Linked DNA regions of Homo sapiens: region 1 is linked to region 2. A link is an interaction called in ENCODE POLR2A ChIA-PET data of the cell type or tissue named here. Cell type or tissue: PC-9. All regions are shown on one strand. Region 1 has its middle 5.6 kb from the start of MYH16. Region 2 overlaps SMURF1 (SMAD specific E3 ubiquitin protein ligase 1).

Region 1 (5,000 bases), 150 kb after region 2:
GGGCTTTGCCCACACAGACCCTATGGTTCCTCCTAGTACTGAGATTCTACAACGACCCAGCTCTGAATCTGGAGGGGCCCCACTTCTTGCAAACCACGGCCCCTTGAGCAAGTCATTGGACCTTGAGAGCAGTGCTGCCCAATGGCACTTTCTGCAATGATGAAACGTTCTCTTCTGCACTGCCCAATACGGTAGCCGCTAACCACATGTGGCTGAGTTTTAATTCAGTTTTAAGTGAATAAACTTTAAACAAATACCTCTCCTGCATGTGGGTGTCCTGCAACATCAATGCAAAGTTTCACTCACTTGTTCTTTGTCCTCCAACCCCAGGAGCAGCTGAACAAGCTGATGACCACCCTCCATAGCCGCACCCCATTTTGTCCGCTGTATTATCCCCAATGAGTTTAAGCAATCGGGTATGTTGTGGGGTCACGGCTCCCTGCTGGAAGTCCTGAGGTTCTGTGAAGTTAGTGTTCATTCCAAATTAAGTCCACCTTTCATCACCAAGGCTGATGGGGGCAAAACAAGGCTCTGAGAGAAACCTCAACAATGGGTCATCCAAGAATCATATTCTAGCTGCTTTATAAAGCAGAATGGTGCCCAGCCAGGCAGAAATCAAACTTGGGAGCTTTTGGGCATTGGCCAAATGGTGGGGGACCTGGGGCCTCTGGGACAGTGACAGGAGAAGACTGGGGATGATGGCACAGATGCTCAGTTCAGCCTCCTTGAGTGGCCAGGACTGGCCTGTCCCACCCCAGAGGAGGGACTCTCCATCCTGCACCCTCCCCCTTGGCAGGTGTGATAGACGCCCACCTGATCATGCACCAGCTAGCTTGCAATGGTGTCCTGGAAGGCATCCGTATCTGCAGGAAGGGCTTCCCAAACAGGCTGCAGTACCCGGAGTTCAAACAGAGGTGAGTGATGTCTCCCTGGGTGCAAGGCTCAGATGCCCAGGAGTTGACCAGCTGATAAGTCACATCCCACTGCAGCAGATATTATGGTGCTCTGCCAATACCACCTCACCATCAGTCACTACCTTAGTACACACTGGCCCAAATTTCAGAAGAGATTGGGCATGTTCAGGGTGGTATGGCCATAGACACTTGCCCAAATTTCAACTGCCAGCCCCTGCATTTCTCAGCTGCTGGATGCTGCTTTGCCCTTTCTTGGCAAGCTGAAAGTCCTGGGAATTAATGCCTCCCTGGAAGGAGCCCTCAATCAGTGACTGAGGAGAGCTGGTGTATAAATACCTCAGCTCCCTCACCCTTCTGGTGGCTAAATCTGAGACATTTTCCAGACATGCGCTCAGACAGCAGTGTGTTGGTAAATGTTAAACAAGAGCTCTTCTGGTCCAAAAAAAACCCCGATTGCTAGTGTCTGCCCATTTCCATGATGTAAATACTCCCACTGTGGCTCCCAGTGATCCCAGCAGCATTAAGCTCCAGTTGCCTGTTGCACTAACTGCCCCCATAACGTGCCTTTTATTGGCTTTCTTCCCATTCCCCACTCTGCCACCTCCCAGATAAACTACTTGCACTTGAATTCTTATCTCAGGGTCTGCTTCTGGACGAACACTGGGGTAACTAATACCCCCACCTTAGAGATGATCTTCTACCTCCTCCAACTTCCTAGAACATAGGGCCACAGATTGATGGATCAGGAAAGGTCACTAGAGGTCACCTTATCCAAGCCCCTCTGAAGTCCCCAGTTGGGGACTTGTGTGTCCAAGATCACAAAGGGGGCTGCTCCCAGGTCATGATAAAAAACCTGTTTGCTGATGTCTGGATCAATGCCCTTTTCTCAACTCCAAGCTCTATCAGGAAGGGATTTTGGTGTCTTCATTTCTAGAAACAGCTCCTCCCTGTACCCCCAACCCACACCAATGTCCACTCCCAAGCTGTAGCCCTTATTCCAAAGCCTCCTATTGATCTCATCTCTCTGCCTCCCAGGGGCATCTGTCAAACAAGTCTAATCTCTGTCCAAAGTCCATCTCAAAGACCAGCGGATAACCGCATGAACATGTTTTATGTGCTGTCAGCTTGGGCACAGTGATGACTGTCAATCATCTCTCTCCTGCCAGGTACCAAGTGCTGAACCCCAACGTGATTCCCCAGGGGTTCGTGGACAACAAAAAGGCCTCAGAGCTGCTGCTTGCAGCCATTGACCTAGATGTGAATGAATACAAAATTGGACACACCAAGGTAGGGTATGGTGGGCGGTCTCCCCCTACACACCCCCTCAGCCTTTTTCCAAGAAGGTGGGCTTTGGGGTGTGGATTCCACCTGACCACTGACCAATGGCCTACTTCGGGCAAGTCTGCCAGCTGCTGAGAGCCTCAGTTTCCTGAAAAATCAAGATTGGTCATGCCAGTCTCATAGAATTTGGGGAGATTAGAGGCAACACGCATAGAACTCAGCTCAGCTCAGAGGGGAACTCAATCAATGGTAGAATATTTCTTAGAACCCTACGTTTTGTTTTGTTTTGTTTGAGACAGGGTCTTCCTGGAGTGCAGTGGTGCAATCACAGCTCACTACAACCTGGAACTCCCAGGCTCAAGTGATCCTCCTGCCTCAGCCTCCCAAGTAGCTGGGACTTAAGGCATACACCATCACACCCAGCTAATTTTTTAAATTATTTGTAGAGATGGGGTCTCACTCTGTTGCCCAGGCTAGTCTCAAACTCCTGGGCTCAAGCAATCCACCTGCCTCGGCCTCCCAAAGTGCTGGGATTACAGGCATAAGCCACCACACCTGGCCTGAGCCCTGAGTGTCCAAGAATAAAAAGGGCCAATGAGAATCAAGGTCATGGATCTGGCCCGTGGGGAAGTTTGCTTGGGCAGAGCCTGGACAATGAAGCACTGTAAGCCCAGCTCTGAGCCAGCGGCTGAGATGGGACTGACTCAGACAGAGCAACCTCCTGCTCCTGACTCATGGGGCCCGAGTTGCCCTGGGTCTATCCCATTTCCTGGCCCTGCAGCATCCTGGTGGGGTTGTAAAGGCTAGCCAGGCCAGTGGTGCCAGGTGTCCTTCTATAGCCGCCCTGCCCCCCACAACAAACTGCACCCCAACATGATCGCCCCGTGACACAGGAGGTTCACAGGCTTTGCAGTCAGGAGAGTCAGCTCAAAGCCTGCCTCTGTGCCGCCTGGAGCAGATCATTTCTCTCTCCAAGTTCTCACGCATGACGCAGGCTTGGCATGGAAGCTTCCAGCATGCCTGTGCCTCTAATGCATCTGGTCACTCAGCAAACACTTATGGTGCGCCTACTGTGTGCCAGGCATGGTTCCAGGCTCTAGGGACACACAGTGAAGAGAACAGAATGAGTCCCTCACTCCCTGGAGCTTGCTTTATAATACTCTGTGTGTGTGGAATTGTAACACTGCCCTAGAACCTGCTGGAACTGTTTGTTTTGGCATCCTTCACAATTAAGATGTGCTGTAAATAGCTAGATTGACTTGCGGGGGACACTTGAGGTTTGGAGACAGGATCATGGAATAATTGAGCTGGAAAGAATCTTAGAAACCAACGGGCCCCTCCTTTCCCTACCCACCCTTGACAGATGGGAAACTTAAGAAAGCCTGGAGAGGGGGTGGAGGTGGCATGCCCAACTTCACAGAACGAAGCGGGACAGAGCTAGTCGGCATAAGGCCCACCAGTGGCGGTCGTGTGGCCGGGAAAGCCGGAGCTGGTATCTCAGAATCTGGCACAGCTCAGAATCTTGTCCGTTTACCACCTGGCCAAACAGACTGCATCTTGCTGTTGTACAAGGGTTGCATTAGGCACGTCAGTTCCAGGGGAAGGCCCAGGGCTGCTGGGGACAGTTTTGCTCCCTGAGGACTAGGCAGACTGGCAGCAGGAGGAGAACAAAGAACAGGATGGTTCTGACTGCAAATGGTGTTCCTATGTTTGGAGTTGGCTCAGGTGGGCCCCACCCCCAGCCACATGCTTGTTTCAAAGACTAAACCTCAACGCCAATTAATTTTGAAATATCAGGAAATGTTTTATGACATCAAGCCTGATTTCTCTACCTTGCGATGTCTAGCTCCTCGGGGGTCCTTTTGAGGGGCAGGGAGCATTCTTCCTCATCTTTTGCCCACAGTGGCTCAGTTAGGTGCTGTACTCCCTGGCCCCGTGTGGCATTTTGGGTTCCCGCAGCTCAGAGGTCCCAGGGGCCCTGCAGGCAGCATTCTGTCCGGACAGGAGGGGAAGCCTAGGTCCCCCAAAGGGACAGTGACTTAACCACAGTCAGACACACAGCACATCCAAGGAAGGCTGAGGCCAGAATGCAGGTCTCCTGGCACCTTCTATCCTTCTAAAAGTTTCTATTATGTCCTATTTGAAGCCTGTAAAAAGGTGTTACATTATGAAACATAATAATAAAGCCAGCACCCTGTGAACCCACTGAAAAGCCCAGAATGTCAACCTTTCATGTCTTTCCTCTCCCATCCCCTCCCTACCCCCAGGAGTAACCCTGTCTTGAATTTTGACATGAACCATTCTCTTTTTTTTTTTTTTTCTTAAGAGACATGGTCTTGCTCTGTCGCCCAGGCTGGAGTGCAGTGACACGATCACAGCTCACTGTGGCTTCAAACTGTTGGGCTCAAGCGGTTCTCCCACCTCAGCCTCTCGAGTAGCTGGGACTACAGGTGCACACCTCCACATCTGGCTAATTTTTGTATTTTTTATAGAGATGGGGTCTCAATATGTTGCCAAGGCTGTTCTCCAACTCCTGGGCTCAAGTGATCCTCCCACCTCGGCCTCCCAAAGTGTTGGGATTACAGGCATAAGCCACACCACCTGGCTTATTTCCTTACCTTTCAAAAATAGCTTTAGCACATATGCCTGCAGGTCGTGCTTGGTTTTGAGCTTCATGGAAGTATCATACTTGACACACCCTTCCGTGACATTCCTCCATGACGTGCTTTTATCGCTTTGCCATGTTTCTAAGCTTCATCCTCATTGGTACGTGACATTGTCACTGCCACACTGTACTGCAGTGCT
Region 2 (5,000 bases):
TGAGAATGAAAATACAACATATCAAAATGTGTGGCATATAACAAAAGCAGTGAAGAGAACAAAATTCATAGCTATAAATGCATATATTGAAATAGGAAGACCTGAAATCAATAACCTAAACTTCCATCTCAAGGAATTAGAAAAAGAACAGCAAATTCAACCCAAAGCAAGCAGAAGAAAGGAAATATTAAAGATTAGAGCACAGATAAGTGAAATAGAGAATAAAGCAGCAATACAGAGAATTAAGAAAATCAAAAGTTGGTTCTTTGAAAAGATCAATAAAACTAACAAATCTTTAGATAGACTGACCAAGGAAAAAGGAGAGAAGATTTCAATCACTAGAAATAAAAAAATGAAAGTGGGGACACGGGCCAGTGCAGTGGCTCATGTCTGTAATCCCAGCACTTTGCGAGGCTGAAGCGAGTGGATCACCTGAGCTCAGGAGTTTTGAGACTAGCCTGACAACACAGTGAAACCCTGTCTCTACAAAAAAGACAAAAATTAGCTGGGTGTGGTGACACACACCTGTAATCCCAGCTACTTGGGAGGCTGAGGTGCGGGGATCACTTGAGCCTGGGTGGCTGAAGCTGCAGTGAGCTGAGATCATACCACTGACAGAGTGAGACCCTGTCTTGAAAGAAAGAGAGAGAAAGAGAAACTAGGGACACTACTACTCAACTTAAAAAAAAATACTATGAATAATTGTATGCCAACAAATTAGGTAACCCAGATGAAATGGACAAATTCTTAGAAATATGCATACTACAAAAACTGACTCAACACAAAAATTAAAAATTTTTTAAAGACTCAAGAAGAAAGAGCAAAATGAATAGACCTATAACAAACAGATTAATTCAATAACCAAAAGAACTTCCAAAAAGAAAAACTCTAAGACCAGATGGCTTCACTGGTGAGCTTTACCATAAACATTTTTTTTTTTAAATTAACAAAACCCCTTCATAAATTCTTCCAAAAATAAAAGAAGAGGAGCCATTTCCTAACTCATTCTGTGAGGCCAGTATCACCCAGATACCAAAGTCAGACAAAGATGTTACAGACCAATATCCTTTATGAGTACAGATGCAAATAATCCTCAACGAAATATGCACAAATTTAACATAGAGCATATTAAAAGGATTATACACCATGATCAAGGGATTTATCCCAGGAATGCAAGGGTTCAACATACAAAAATCAATCAATGTAATATGCCATGTTAATCGAATAAAGGGGGAAAACCACAATATCATCCAAATTGATGCAGAACATTTTTTTTGACAGATTCCAACATTCATGATAAAAATATCAACATCCTTGGAATAGAAACTCCCTCAACTAGATAAGGGACATCTATGAAAAACCCACTGCTTAACATCATATTTACTGGTGAAAGACCAAATGGCTTCCCCACTAATAACAGGAACAAGACTAGACTGCAATTGCCAAATAAGGTATCTGGATTGGAATGGAAGAAGTAAAACTATCTCTATTGAAAAATGACATAATCTTATATATAGAAAACCCTAAAGAATCCACACAAAAGCTGTTAGTGCTAATGAATAAGCTCTGCAGAACTGCAAAATACAAGATCAACATACTAAAATCAGCTGTATTTCAATATACCAGCAATGACAATCCAAAAATGAAATTCAGAAGAGAATTCCATCTACATTAGCATCAAAGAGAATAAAATACTTAGAAATAAACTTAACCAAAAAAATACAAGACTCATACACTGAAAATTACATTATTGAAAGAAACTGAAGACTTAGACATCCTGTGTTCACAGACTTAATAATATGAAGACATAATATTAGATGACAATATTCCTAAAATTAACCTACAGATTCAAAGCAATTTCTATCAAAGCCCCAAGTGCCTTTTTTATAGAAATGGATATGCTCATCCTAAAATTCATATAAAACTACAGGGGAGCCCAAATAGCAAAAACGATCTGGAAAAAGAACAAAGCTGGGGGACTCACACTTCCTATTTTAAAACTTACTACAAAGCAATAGTAATCAAAACAGTGTGGTACTGGCATAAGGAGAGACATTATAGATCAACAGGATACAATTGAGAGTCCAGAAATAAAGCCATATATTTACAGTCAATTTTTTTTTTCAAGAGGGTGCCAATACCATTCAATGGGGGAAAAGTCTTTTTCAACAGTCTTTTCAACAAATGGTGCAGGAACAACTGGATATCCACTAGCAAAAGGATAAATCTGGACCCCCCTATGTCACACTATATATAAAGATTAATTCAGAATAGAACAAAGATCTAAATTTAAGAGCTAAAATACTAAAACTCTTAGAATAAAACATAGAGGTAAATTAGTTATGACTTTGGATTAGGTAATGATTTCTTCAATATGATACCAAAAGCACAAACAACGCTTTTTTTGGTTTTGTTTTTGTTTTTGAGACAGAGTCTCACTCTGTCGCCCAGGCTTCAGTACGATAGCATGATCTCAGCTCACTGCAACCTCCGCCTCCTGGGTTCAAGCGATTCTCCTGTCTCAGCCTCCAGAGTAGCTGGGATTACAGGCGCCCACCACCACACTTGGCTAATTTTTTTGTATTTTTAGTAGAGACGGGGTTTCACCATGTTGGCCAGGCTGGTCTCAAACTCCTGACCTCAGGTGATCCACCCACCTCGGCCTCCCAAAGTGCTGGGATTACAGGCGTGAGCCACTGCACCCGGCCACAACAAAATTTAAAAATAAAGAACTCCATCATTTAAAACTTTTATGCAGCAAAGAACACTGTTAAGAAAGTAAAAAGATAACCCATAAAATGGGAGAAAATATTTGGAAATCATATATCTGATGAGTCTAATATCAAGAATATATATGCTGAGCGTGGTGGCTCACGCCTGTAATCCCAGCACTTTGGGAGGCCAAGGCAGGCGGACCACCTGAGGTCAGGAGTTCAAGACCAGCCTGACCAACATGCTGAAACCTGTCTCTACTAAAAATACAAAAATTATTGGACATTTCTCTAAGGAAGATATACAAATAATGGATAAATAGTGGACATTTCTCTAAGGAAGATATACAAGTAGCCAATAAGCACATGAAAATACGCTCATCCTCATTAGTCATTAGGGAAATGCAAATCAAAACCACAATAAGATACTACTTCCTACCCTTTAGGATGCCTGTAATAATAACTAAACAGCAAAAAACAAAACGATGATGGAAAATAACAAGTGTAAACTAGGATGTGGAGAAACTGAAACCCTTGAACACCACTGATGGGATGGTAAAATGATGCAGTGACTGGAAAACGGTTTGGCAGTCCCTCAAAATTTAAATACAGAATTCCATATGACCCAGCATTTCCATTCTTAGGTACATATCCAAGAATAAAAACATATGCATATGTTCACACAAAAACTTGCCCACAAATGTTCATAGCAGCATGATTCCCAATAGCCAAGAAGCAGAAACAATCCAAATGTCAATCAATTAAAAGAATGTGGTCTATCCATGCAATCAAATATTACTTAGCAAGAAAAAGGAATGAAGTATTGATACAAGTTACGACAGGATTGAACCTTGAAAACGTTATGCCAAGTGAAAGAAACCAACACAAAAGGCCACATACATATGATTTCATTTTCATGAAACATGTAGAACAGGCAAATTCATAGGGACAGAAGCAGATTAGTAGTTGTAAAGCCTAGGGTTGGGGGAACAGAAAGTGACTGCTAAATGAGTATTGGGTTTCTTTTGGGGGTGATGAAAATGTTCTAGAGTTAGATAGTGGTGATGGTTGTACAACACTGGGAATGTACTAAGAGCCACTTAATTATACACGTAAATTTTATGTTGCAAGAATTTTACCTCAACTTTTTTTTAAAGACAGCTCTATATTATACTGATATGGGAGGATCTCTAAGATAGTTCCTATTTATTTCTGCATTGTTATTTTTAGACAGGGTCTTGCCCTGTACCCAGGCTGCAGTACGTGATGCAATGACAGCTCACTGCAGCCTCAACCTTCTGGGCTCAAGCGATCGTCCCATCTCAGCCTCCTGAGAAGCTAACATGCCAATTTTTTTTTTTTTTTTTTTTTTTTTTTTTTTTTTTTTTTTTAGAGACAGGGTCTCGCTATTTTGCCCAGCCTGGTCTTGAATTCCTGATCTCCAGGATATATTGAGGAAAAAAGCAAAGTAAAGAACAGTGTATAGTGTGCTTCTTCTTAAAGGGGGATGGGGAGGTAGAGAAAGAATATATGTACAAGTATTTTTATCTAGCGTATCTTTGCTAAAATATACAAGGAATTGTTACCAGTGGATTGCCTCTGGGGAAGAGAACTTGAAGGCAAAGGCCAGGCGTGAAGAGATTTCCTTTCCAAATAAGCCATCTTGTACAGTTTAAATATTACACTGTGTATATATCACCTTCCCTCCCCACAAAGAAATTAACCTTTTAGAAAGAGTAAATATGTAAATAAAGGGGCCATTATATAATGAAAATATGCTCACAGGAAGGTTGTTGACCCATGCCAGGAGAAAGAAAACACTGGGAATGAGATTCTAGAAGTGTTTATCTAACAGTGACAGATATTGGAGTAATTTTAAAAAATATAATTAGGCATTTCCCAAATACAAGATTATATAAACAGTACAATGCATCATAATAGAAGCTGGAAGGCTGTGTATGTGACAACAGCCTGCTCAATGATAAGCTCCAATCCTCAGGACCCATGGCTCTCCAGGGACAGGAAAACCTGGGCAGCTTCCTCCTCTCACTTCAGATCTCCCCAGTTGGGGGCCTTTGGGCACTGACAGGTAAGGGGGTTCTCTATATTGAAAGGAGCTTTCAAACACCATTTCTATGATTCAAGGAGAAAGAGAGATTGTATAAAATACTCATGGTTATAGTCCAACACCCCATTTTCAACTCTTTTGTCTTGACTCTGAAGATCTTCCAACTGTCCCTAAAAATTTGATGTATTGGTTTAACTCATGGTGATACGGTTTGGATATGT

Evidence for each region. ChIA-PET counts read pairs that join two places held together with the same protein. Peaks named below come from ENCODE experiments on the same cell type or tissue, not always from the same donor. Only the 100,000 strongest peaks of a DNase experiment are listed, where the experiment ranks them.
Region 1: POLR2A ChIA-PET joins it to region 2 with 10 read pairs; 3 of 35 experiments call an interaction of 5 or more read pairs at or near these places.

The regions. Positions count from the first base shown.
Region 1 is chr7:99,264,774-99,269,773 of GRCh38, forward strand. It overlaps a transcript of MYH16 not described here. Among named protein-coding and RNA genes, the nearest start is that of MYH16, 5.6 kb to the right of the region's middle. In PC-9, no CTCF peak of the experiment used is centred here; DNase peaks (open chromatin) are centred at 2,908 and 3,388; H3K27ac peaks cover 2,844 bases.
Region 2 is chr7:99,114,943-99,119,942 of GRCh38, forward strand. The region is part of intron 1 of SMURF1 (SMAD specific E3 ubiquitin protein ligase 1); the gene reads right to left. Among named protein-coding and RNA genes, the nearest start is that of SMURF1, 27 kb to the right of the region's middle. In PC-9, no CTCF peak of the experiment used is centred here; no DNase peak of the experiment used is centred here; H3K27ac peaks cover 960 bases.